2 separate regions of the Homo sapiens genome follow, and region 1 is linked to region 2. The links are chromatin loops, found by intact Hi-C in ENCODE. Cell type or tissue: GM12878. All regions are shown on one strand. Each heading gives the region's core, and the rest is flanking DNA. Links, peaks and the distances in the headings are about the cores only.

Region 1 (4,408 bases), core at 305-4,304, 480 kb after region 2:
GTTGTAGTAACCAAGATAGACTACATTATGCAACCCCAAATCTCTGTAGCTTAACACACAGAAAACTTACTTCTAACACATACCACAGGTCCAGTGCAGGACATCAGGGAATTCTATTTCATGTAGTCACTCAGGGGCCTAAACTGATGGAGGCTCCATGTCAAGCTACATTGCCATGATCATTAGAACAAGACAAAGAGAACTGGATAAGGGAATCAGCTACTGAAGCTTCTACCCAGAATGACCGTATCACATCTGTTCACAGATGATGGCCCAAAGCAAGAAATATAACCACAACTATCTTCCAAGTTGAAAGGAAGTTCAATCTTCTGGCACACTTGGCAGGTCAATTGGAATATTTAATAGAGAATACTGATTACTACCATATCTGACATTATGGAACTTGGAACATAGGTAATTAGGTGAAAACAGGCAAGTTTACAGGCAGTTATGATCAGTACAGTCAGTGCTATGATACGGGAAGATCTGTGGGAGGAGCACCTAACTCAGATTTTTGGAATAGTCAAAAAAGAATTACAAGAAAAACTGGTAAAGCCAGAAAGATGAGTACAAATGTAATTTAATAAAGAAGTAATTGAGACAGGGACTGGCAGGAATTTAGACCTGTAAACACCTAAAGACAAAGTATGTTAGAGGATCCAATTAAAAATAGCTGGATAACGGTGTTGGGGAGAGGTGTGCTTGGTAAAATTGGAGAAGCAAGCATTGCTCAAACCATGCAGAGGCGTTGTCAGCCTCACTGATGAGTTAGTGTTTAATCCTGAGAACAGTGAGGGACCATTTGCTAGACTTGAAAAAGATCTCTTGTTGAAGTGTGAAAGATGGATTTTGGTAGGGGGTGACAGTATTCTATTTGCAAGATACTTCCAGTACTTAACATATCCACAGGGTAGTTGTTATTATTTCCACTTCACAGATAAAAAAAAAATCAAAGTTTTAGAAAGGGTAAGTATATTCACAAAGATCATAAGGTTGTTAAGCAGATGCATTCAGAAGGGAGAGTAGAAGAGACTCAAAACCTGAAATGCATATGGTATCGAAGTCCATGCTTTATGGACTTCGTTATGATGTTGCCTCCTGATCATTCTAGAATATAATAACAGCACAAGAAGTGCTTCCATCATGATGAACTTATAACCTAACCTCTTGACCAAAGAGTGGCTTTAATTCACAGGGGAAGTTGGCATAGAAGTGTTTATACTTTACATTTTACCTCATTGACCTGGGTGACTGGGTCAGCATTTGGAAAGGGATGAGGGGACTGCCCCATCACCTCCTCAGTTTCTGTAGGTCATAGGATAAGAGTAGCAATGCTCTTAGTGAGAGAAACTCTCAGGGAAAAAAAATGAGGCTATAATAGGCACTGCTTCAAGTGAACAGTGAGATTTTTCTCCTTGTCAGAAGTGTCTGCTCAATCTAGGAACTAAAGACCAGCCTGGGTGGCTCTTGCCTTTCACAGCTCAAAATAGCAAAAGGCCTGGATGCATAAATACAGTGAGATCTGACAAGCCGGTAAAGAGGACAGCTTACTTTCTGTACCTCCCTTGGTACCACAATCCAAGGATGAGATACAACTAAAGTTGATTTCCATATATCACACTGCAATCTTTTCTAAGATTGATTTTCAAAATTGTTGCTCATGGGGGTGTCATTTGTTCAAATACATAGTCCAAGTTGTCCTTCACTTGAGATTCCAGTTGTTCTCAGAAGCTGCCTTTGAATCAAAGTTCTAGTTTTCAATTTTTGCAATTGCCTTTGCACTTTCCCTCATGCTTCCAGGGGTCCAGGTTAATAATGTTGGCAGCTTCCAGTGTTTGATCAGTTATTTATGATATCTTAAAATAAGTACTAACTGTGCATTTCTCTGGTATAATTTTGATAAGATTTGTTTTAGCTAAAACAAAAATTAAAATGTACAACACAATTCATTAATGGTTACTGAAAGTCTTCAATGCATTAAAACATTTGAATTTAAAATAGGTTATTATGATAGAGATTTGTATGTGTGTAGATGAGAAAAATTTGGAAGATGTTTACATATAGTGATCATCATATAATTAGCTTCTTTGGGAAAAGAATTATCTTATTCACTGTTCACACATGGAGATACTCGGAGGGTATGAATTGAACAAATGAACAATTTGAGTTGCTATAGAAGTGATAATAATCCCTTTATATTTCTCTACCACTTGAACTATTTGCTGAATTGAATAATCTCATCTTCAATCTCATTTGAATATTTTGAATATCCTACGAAGTATATGGGCTTGATGTTGTTATCCCTATCAGGGAAGATCCTGCATCTATCTGATCATGGATACAAGGAATTTAAATACAGATCTTTTCATAACCACTCCACTGCACCAGGCATAATCTGCAGCATTGCTTTAAAAACAATTACTTGATTTAAGAAAAATTGTGAATAGATACAGGTTTTCTTTGCCTTCTGAACCCTATCATTCAAATACCCTTTTTTACCTTGGGAATTTCTAGTGAAGCCTGTGTGAAGCCCTCTGAATGCTTTTTCCTCTTAGGTATTCTCTCCTCAAAGCTTCTTCTCAGAAAGGATCTGAGAAATGCTGTCATACCAAATCATAGCTTAATAGTGACCTCTTTTGGAAGGTTTTGTTTTTAGCAGAGTATATTACACAATCTGGTACTGTTCATTGTCTTCCCTGGTCTTAAAGTGCAGCTGGTGTGTCATATCACTATACAAGAAGCTCGTAAGAGCCAGCTCACTATGGTCAAGATCCTTGGACCAGGGGCTGGCCCAGATTGCCCTCCTGCTTGTCACCTTGACCTGCTCTTATAGTGCATGCCTTCCATGGCATCATAATGTGGACCCTCCTATGTGACTCAAAACCTTCCTATTTTTGTCGACTATTTGGACATTTTTCTGCAGCTTCCCTACATCACTTAGTCAGGATAGATAACCTGCAGCTTCCCTACATCACTTCCCATTTTTCTGCAGCTTCCCTACATCACTTAGTCAGGATAGATAACCCACTGTTAGCAGATATATATCAAATAGGTATCATTTCTGCCCACCATCAACAGCAGGATTTCTGGCATCAACCACCAATAGGAGGAGTTGGGGAAAATAAAAGAACATTCTAGAGCTTCTGATATCACATTTGTTCTGCATCTGCTTAAGACTTATGGCTATAACCTGTTTATCATAGCTGATTTCTTCAGTGAATGGAAGGATGTAAAAACTGCTTAAAATATTGATAGCATCCTTTCCACAAGCTCTTGTTTATCTGCCTTTTGTCCTCCCTACTCACTGCCCCTGTATCTTCATTGTTCTAATACTCACTGCTTCCAATTCCAGCTCGCCAACTCCAAACACCACATTGTTTGCACAGCGTGCAAATGGCAACCTTACCTGATATCTGACCTAAACTCAGGGTTTGGCACCCCAGTCTAAGCCTATCAGCCTAGTCCCAAATTTATCCAGGAAAGGAAGATCAGAAAACCCTTATCATGTTCTTCTGGTATTTTCTAACCTTAGAATTCCTGACTCTAAAAAATTAGACATCTAACCCTTTTCCCTGCCAAAATTTCTGAGTCCAAGTAGTGCCTTGATTATTTTCTCTCCTCTCTCATATAGGCCCTGGTATAACAATGCTGATTCATACATTATGATGACAATAACAGGCAATTAAATCGAGTATTGAGATGATAATTTATGGAGTATATGAAACTTAAAATCAAAACTTAAATATACCATTATCTCCATCATAAGGAACAATTAAGATATAAAAGCAGTTTACAAAAATGAAATGTTTAGGGAAAAGTGATTGAATAATGAGTGATGATAATAAAGAATTTACAAAATATGTATACAATCACACTTAAAACTAGGGGAAAATTACTGTTGGTATTGGAACCGAGAGATATGACCTAAAGACATATGAGATTAGGACAGAATGACAGTCGCTCCAATAGAACTGTCTATTCATGTTCAGAATGAAATTTTAGAATATAAGCTGTATTTTCCCCTTCAGTCTATGTAGATTTGTTTTTCCTCCTGTGGGTTCTCTGCAAGTCAATGTAACAGTCCCAACCACTTGCCAATTAAGCAAGAGGAGAATATTATTGTAAACAAGAACAAAAAGATACTAGTACACTCAGAATACCATACCATGTATAAAGACAAAAACGGGACTCTCTTAGTCTGTTTTGCTATGACAAAATACCTGAGGCTGGGTAATTTATTTTAAAAAGAGACTTATTTGGCTCATGATTCTGGTGGCCAGAAGTTCAGAATTGAACAGCTATTTGGTGCATACCTCGTGATGCTTCCACTCATGGTGGAAAGCCCAAACTGGGGAGTGTATGAAGAGATTACATTATGGGAGAGGCTAAGAATTCCTTTTGTAGAACC
Region 2 (4,408 bases), core at 204-4,203:
ATCATGAATAATCATGCTGGAGGGGAGCACAGAATCCAAATGCAATTTAGAAGTGCTCTGTGGAATTTGTAGAGCATTTTCTTAAAGCAGAACTGGGCAAATTTTTATTTCTGTTCACTGCTTGAATTCTGTGGAAGCATGAAGGAAAGTTCAGTCTAGTCCTTTTTCCTGGTATCAGTCTTTCCTCTCTCATGCATTCTCCGGTTGGGCTGAAAAATAAACATTTGTTGAGAGCTGAACCTAGATACAATGTGGGGGAACAAATGGTAATGTCTTTGCTCCTACCCAAATCTTCCAAAATGTTATGATCCAGCCTGGCAGTATATGTTTGCACTGTGATATGAATTCCTGTAGCATGAAAAGGTATACCTGTGACTGAGGTCCCTTTTTTCCCAGATTGAGGTTTTGAACTCTATTAAGAGTTCCTTATCCACCACTGACATCTACTCTATATTTACTGTCCTTTGGACCACTCTGTGCATGATCTTCTTCTATAATATGTGACCCATCCTCTTCCTTAGTGGTCACTCATAGTTATCTCTTTTAGCTAAGACCACCTTGGCTATTCTTTATCTCTCCTTTTTAAAAGAATAACTTTTATATGTATGTTATTTCAATGATTAAAATTGAAGTTGTAGTTTTATTTAAGATAATGGAGACAGATTATCAATGTTAAAATCTCAGCTCCTTCAATTTCCAGCTGTATGATTTTGGTCAGGTTCAAACTTCTCTGAGACTGTCTCCTCATCTGTAAAATAAGGCTAATAATAGTAGCTATTCCATCAGGTTGTTGAGAGGATTAAGTAAGCTAATTCTTGTAAAGCACTTAGAAGAGTGCTTGGCAGAGTGTGTGCTAGGTGTTGTGTTATTGTTGTTAATCACTATTATTACTGAGATGTTATCTCCAATATATTCTAGCAAATATATAATGTAATAATACATTTGTAATAATCTCTCTTTACTTCCTGTAATAATCTCATGTTTACTTCCTCTAACCCATCCTAGTTTCCTACAACTTTCTTATTTGTACTTTTCCTCGAGAAAGAGTTACTATTTGGCTTATTTTATTTGCCTCAGCAAGGGGTAAGTAATGCTCCAGAGAAGCGCCCTCCACTAAGCCTGCCATTCTCACCAACGGCAATCTGGAGTGTTATGGAGACATGATGTTGGATGAGAAAGATAAGGTCCCTGGCCTCCTGGGTTTACAGTGCAGTGAAGGAAGAGAGACAATAAAGATATATGCTGGATCATCTCAAATACTGGTTAATGCTAGGAAGAAAAGGAAGCAAGGTAATGGATTAGGGAGGCTGAAAAGATAAAGCTACTTCAAAAATGGTGGTCAAAGAAAATTTTTTCAGACTGTGGCATTTGAACTGCGAGCTAAATAAAAGAAGGATTATATATTAAGAACACAACACAGGTAGATGCAAAGGCTCATGCAAAGGCTCCAACACAGATGATGGATTTGAGAAGGCCAGAATGTCTGGAGTGTAATGAGCTCAGGGAAGAATGGTATGGGATGAGAAAAAGCATGAGGACAGTCTAGATCTTATAGGGAGTCATAATATTGTTCAAAGCTCCTACTAAAATCTAAACACAATAGAACCCACATATGGACAATACGGGACTAAAATACTGTATTGTGTAAGATGCAAGCTGACATCATAACAAAGAGGACATAATTGGAATGAGCCTGCCTACTTGAGTCAGATCCAGGGCCCAGATCCACCCCATTCTTGCTGCCTATTTGGTGCCACCTGGTGGCGATGGTCCTCAAGCCTCAATGGCATGTTGAGAACACCTCTTGTTCCTGTCTTAGCTGGAACATGGCAGCTGTTCCAGAAATACCCTTGTGAGTTGGTACCTCTTTAGCTGAAATGATCCCAGAAGAGTGAGCTAAGAGAATATTGAGCACATGGGGCCCATTGTCTTTCCTGAAGCAGGCCAGCCTCCTGTTTAATGCTGGCCTTGCCTTTTCTTCTCTTTCTATCTCCCCCAAAGATAAACACCTTATCCCACCTCTGTTAGATAATTAGGACAAGACAGAGTATGAGACTAACTGACACTCAGAAGTCACATTATAATGAAATCATGTTATCAGGGAGTATGTCATCCAAGGATTTTATTGCATATTTTATTATTAGGGAGAATGACAATATAGCTTTGATTTTATACTTACAGTGCTTGATATATAGTGATATTATAATATTTTCTTATATTGTAATTATATATGTGCTTGTCTCCCTCAAGGAAAATGTACTACTGAGAGCCAGGAGAGGGTCTAATTCAACTTTGTGCCCCTAGTAAGAAAGGGGGAAATGAAAACCAACGTGTATATTCACCTACTACAAATAGTAGTAGAATAAGTCTTATTTAATAGTCACAAATAGTCTACAAGGCAAGATCGATTATCTTTATTTCAAAGACAAGGGAGACAAGGATGAAGAATGAAAAGCCACATAGGCAGTAAAGAACAGATCTATAAAATGCCATCCCAAATTGTGTGAAAATAAAAGCTACATGACTAGAAAAAAAAAAAGAAATATGCAACAGATATAAACCAACGAAGCCTGTTGACATTCCACCTAACCGAACCTATTACCGCCAATGCTTGAACATGTTTCCTGGCAGGTAGCTAATGCTCAGCAGATATTTGATGGGTTAAAAATGAAAAATACATTTGACCATTTTGGATTTAAAGAGTGGGGTTAATGGCACCTATTTCCCTAATCAAAGCCAGTAGTCAAGGTGATTGGACATCAAGTTTATTCTTAAGCAGCAAGGCCACAGTCAGCTATGGTTTGGGACCCCAGGCAGCCCTACTGAAGTTGCACAGAAGAGGTACTTGTCAATGCCAATCAGTCTATTCCTGCTGTTCAATTAGGTTCTGATTTGTAATTCACTACCCTCCAGCACCATTTTACTCAGTGAATTGTAGTCAACACCACAGGAAAAATTAATGCCTGTGAAATAATACCTGAGTAAGGGGAAGAAAAGCCAAATGCAAACTGTTCTTCTCTTATAAGTGTGTTTATTTTTTTCCAAAAATAATATGGATTTGCTCTTTTGCAAAGAAGTCATTCCTCAGTGAATGTGTGTATGTGTACATCTGTGTGTGTGAGAGAGACACATTGGTGGCTTGATATCAGAAAAAAATACTTTTGCCAGACTATAATAACTATTATTTGTGATTCTATTAACGGAAATATATCTTTTTCAAATTAAAGTATATATATTTACATACAGATGGAAAAGGAGGAACTGCAAAATAGGCCTAGTTTTCTCAAAGACATGCTTGAAACTCTGAGTCAGTCAGAGATTGTTGTTTTGTTAACTAAGCTAAAATAGAATGAAATTAATAATATTTAGGATAATAAAAGTTGTCAAGTATTGAGCATGGACTCTGAAATCTGAAACCAATAATCAACTTCCAGGCATTATCTAATTTAAGTATCATGGAGATATAGCGATTATTTCTCTTATTTTAGTGATGAAGAAACTGAGACTGAAATATAAAATACATGGTTCCATAGCCAATTAAGGAACAGAGCCAGAACTTGAGTTTGGTTCAATTTGACTCAAAATACGTGTCTTAGAGCCTGAGCCCCCCTGGTGAGTATGTTAGAGTGATGATGAGACACCCACCCCTGCCTGGGATTCCAGGCATTGTGCCTAGGACTGAGCATACCAATGCTGGTATTGAAATATTAGCATTTCCAGCTATATTGGTATTTATCTTATCAAAAGCAAAAACATAAAACTTGATTAATCTTTAATTCAAAACAACTCGATTGCAAATGATTGACCTGGCAGTGTCATTTAGTTAGCACAGAAAATGTTACACAATTCAAAGCAAGATTTTCAGAATCTAACATATTCCATCATTTTGCAAATATCAAAATAATACATTAAAGAAAATAGTTTTGTAAAATTAACAAATAACAATTTAACATTGTCAATTTAAATTGATTTAAAATATTTGCCTTATAATTTTTAATTCCAAATTTTGTGTATATTTGGCATATAAAAATGAAGATGTTGGAGTTCCATGCTAAACATAATTATAATGTTAGAGGTGTGCCAGCCAAAGAATTTAGAAATTTTGTTGCCCTTGTCAATATGAGGGCAGATGTCACAGATTCAGAATTCTAAATCTGTCAAGTATGAGTAAAGTGAGCCAGATATGGACTGCTCTGCAGCGGAGAGTCCATGCGCCACCTAAAGGCAGCACCTGCTCCTCATGTTCTGCCAGTTGTACCCATGTGGCAACATGAATTGAAGGTTGCCAGATTAATCTCTTTTTTGTTTTTTTTAGAGATGCCAGGCATCCAGATTCTTAATGTTGGCATCTGATTCAATATTTAAATATAGCTCCCCTGTGCCAAACGAAATCACACAATGTGTGTGG

What was found. Peaks named below come from ENCODE experiments on the same cell type or tissue, not always from the same donor. Only the 100,000 strongest peaks of a DNase experiment are listed, where the experiment ranks them.
Region 1: a loop joins it to region 2, with 2.3 times the contacts of the local background. A loop is called at or near these places in 1 of 110 quality-filtered maps.

What each region holds. Positions count from the first base shown.
Region 1 is chr11:21,986,020-21,990,427 of GRCh38, forward strand. All of the region lies in intron 3 of LOC102723370 (a long non-coding RNA gene), which reads left to right. Among named protein-coding and RNA genes, the nearest start is that of ANO5, 200 kb to the right of the region's middle. In GM12878, for the core only: no CTCF peak of the experiment used is centred there; a DNase peak (open chromatin) is centred at 2,638.
Region 2 is chr11:21,510,283-21,514,690 of GRCh38, forward strand. All of the region lies in intron 15 of NELL1 (neural EGFL like 1), which reads left to right. Among named protein-coding and RNA genes, the nearest start is that of NELL1-AS1, 250 kb to the left of the region's middle. In GM12878, for the core only: a CTCF peak has its summit at 1,767 (motif pointing left); no DNase peak of the experiment used is centred there.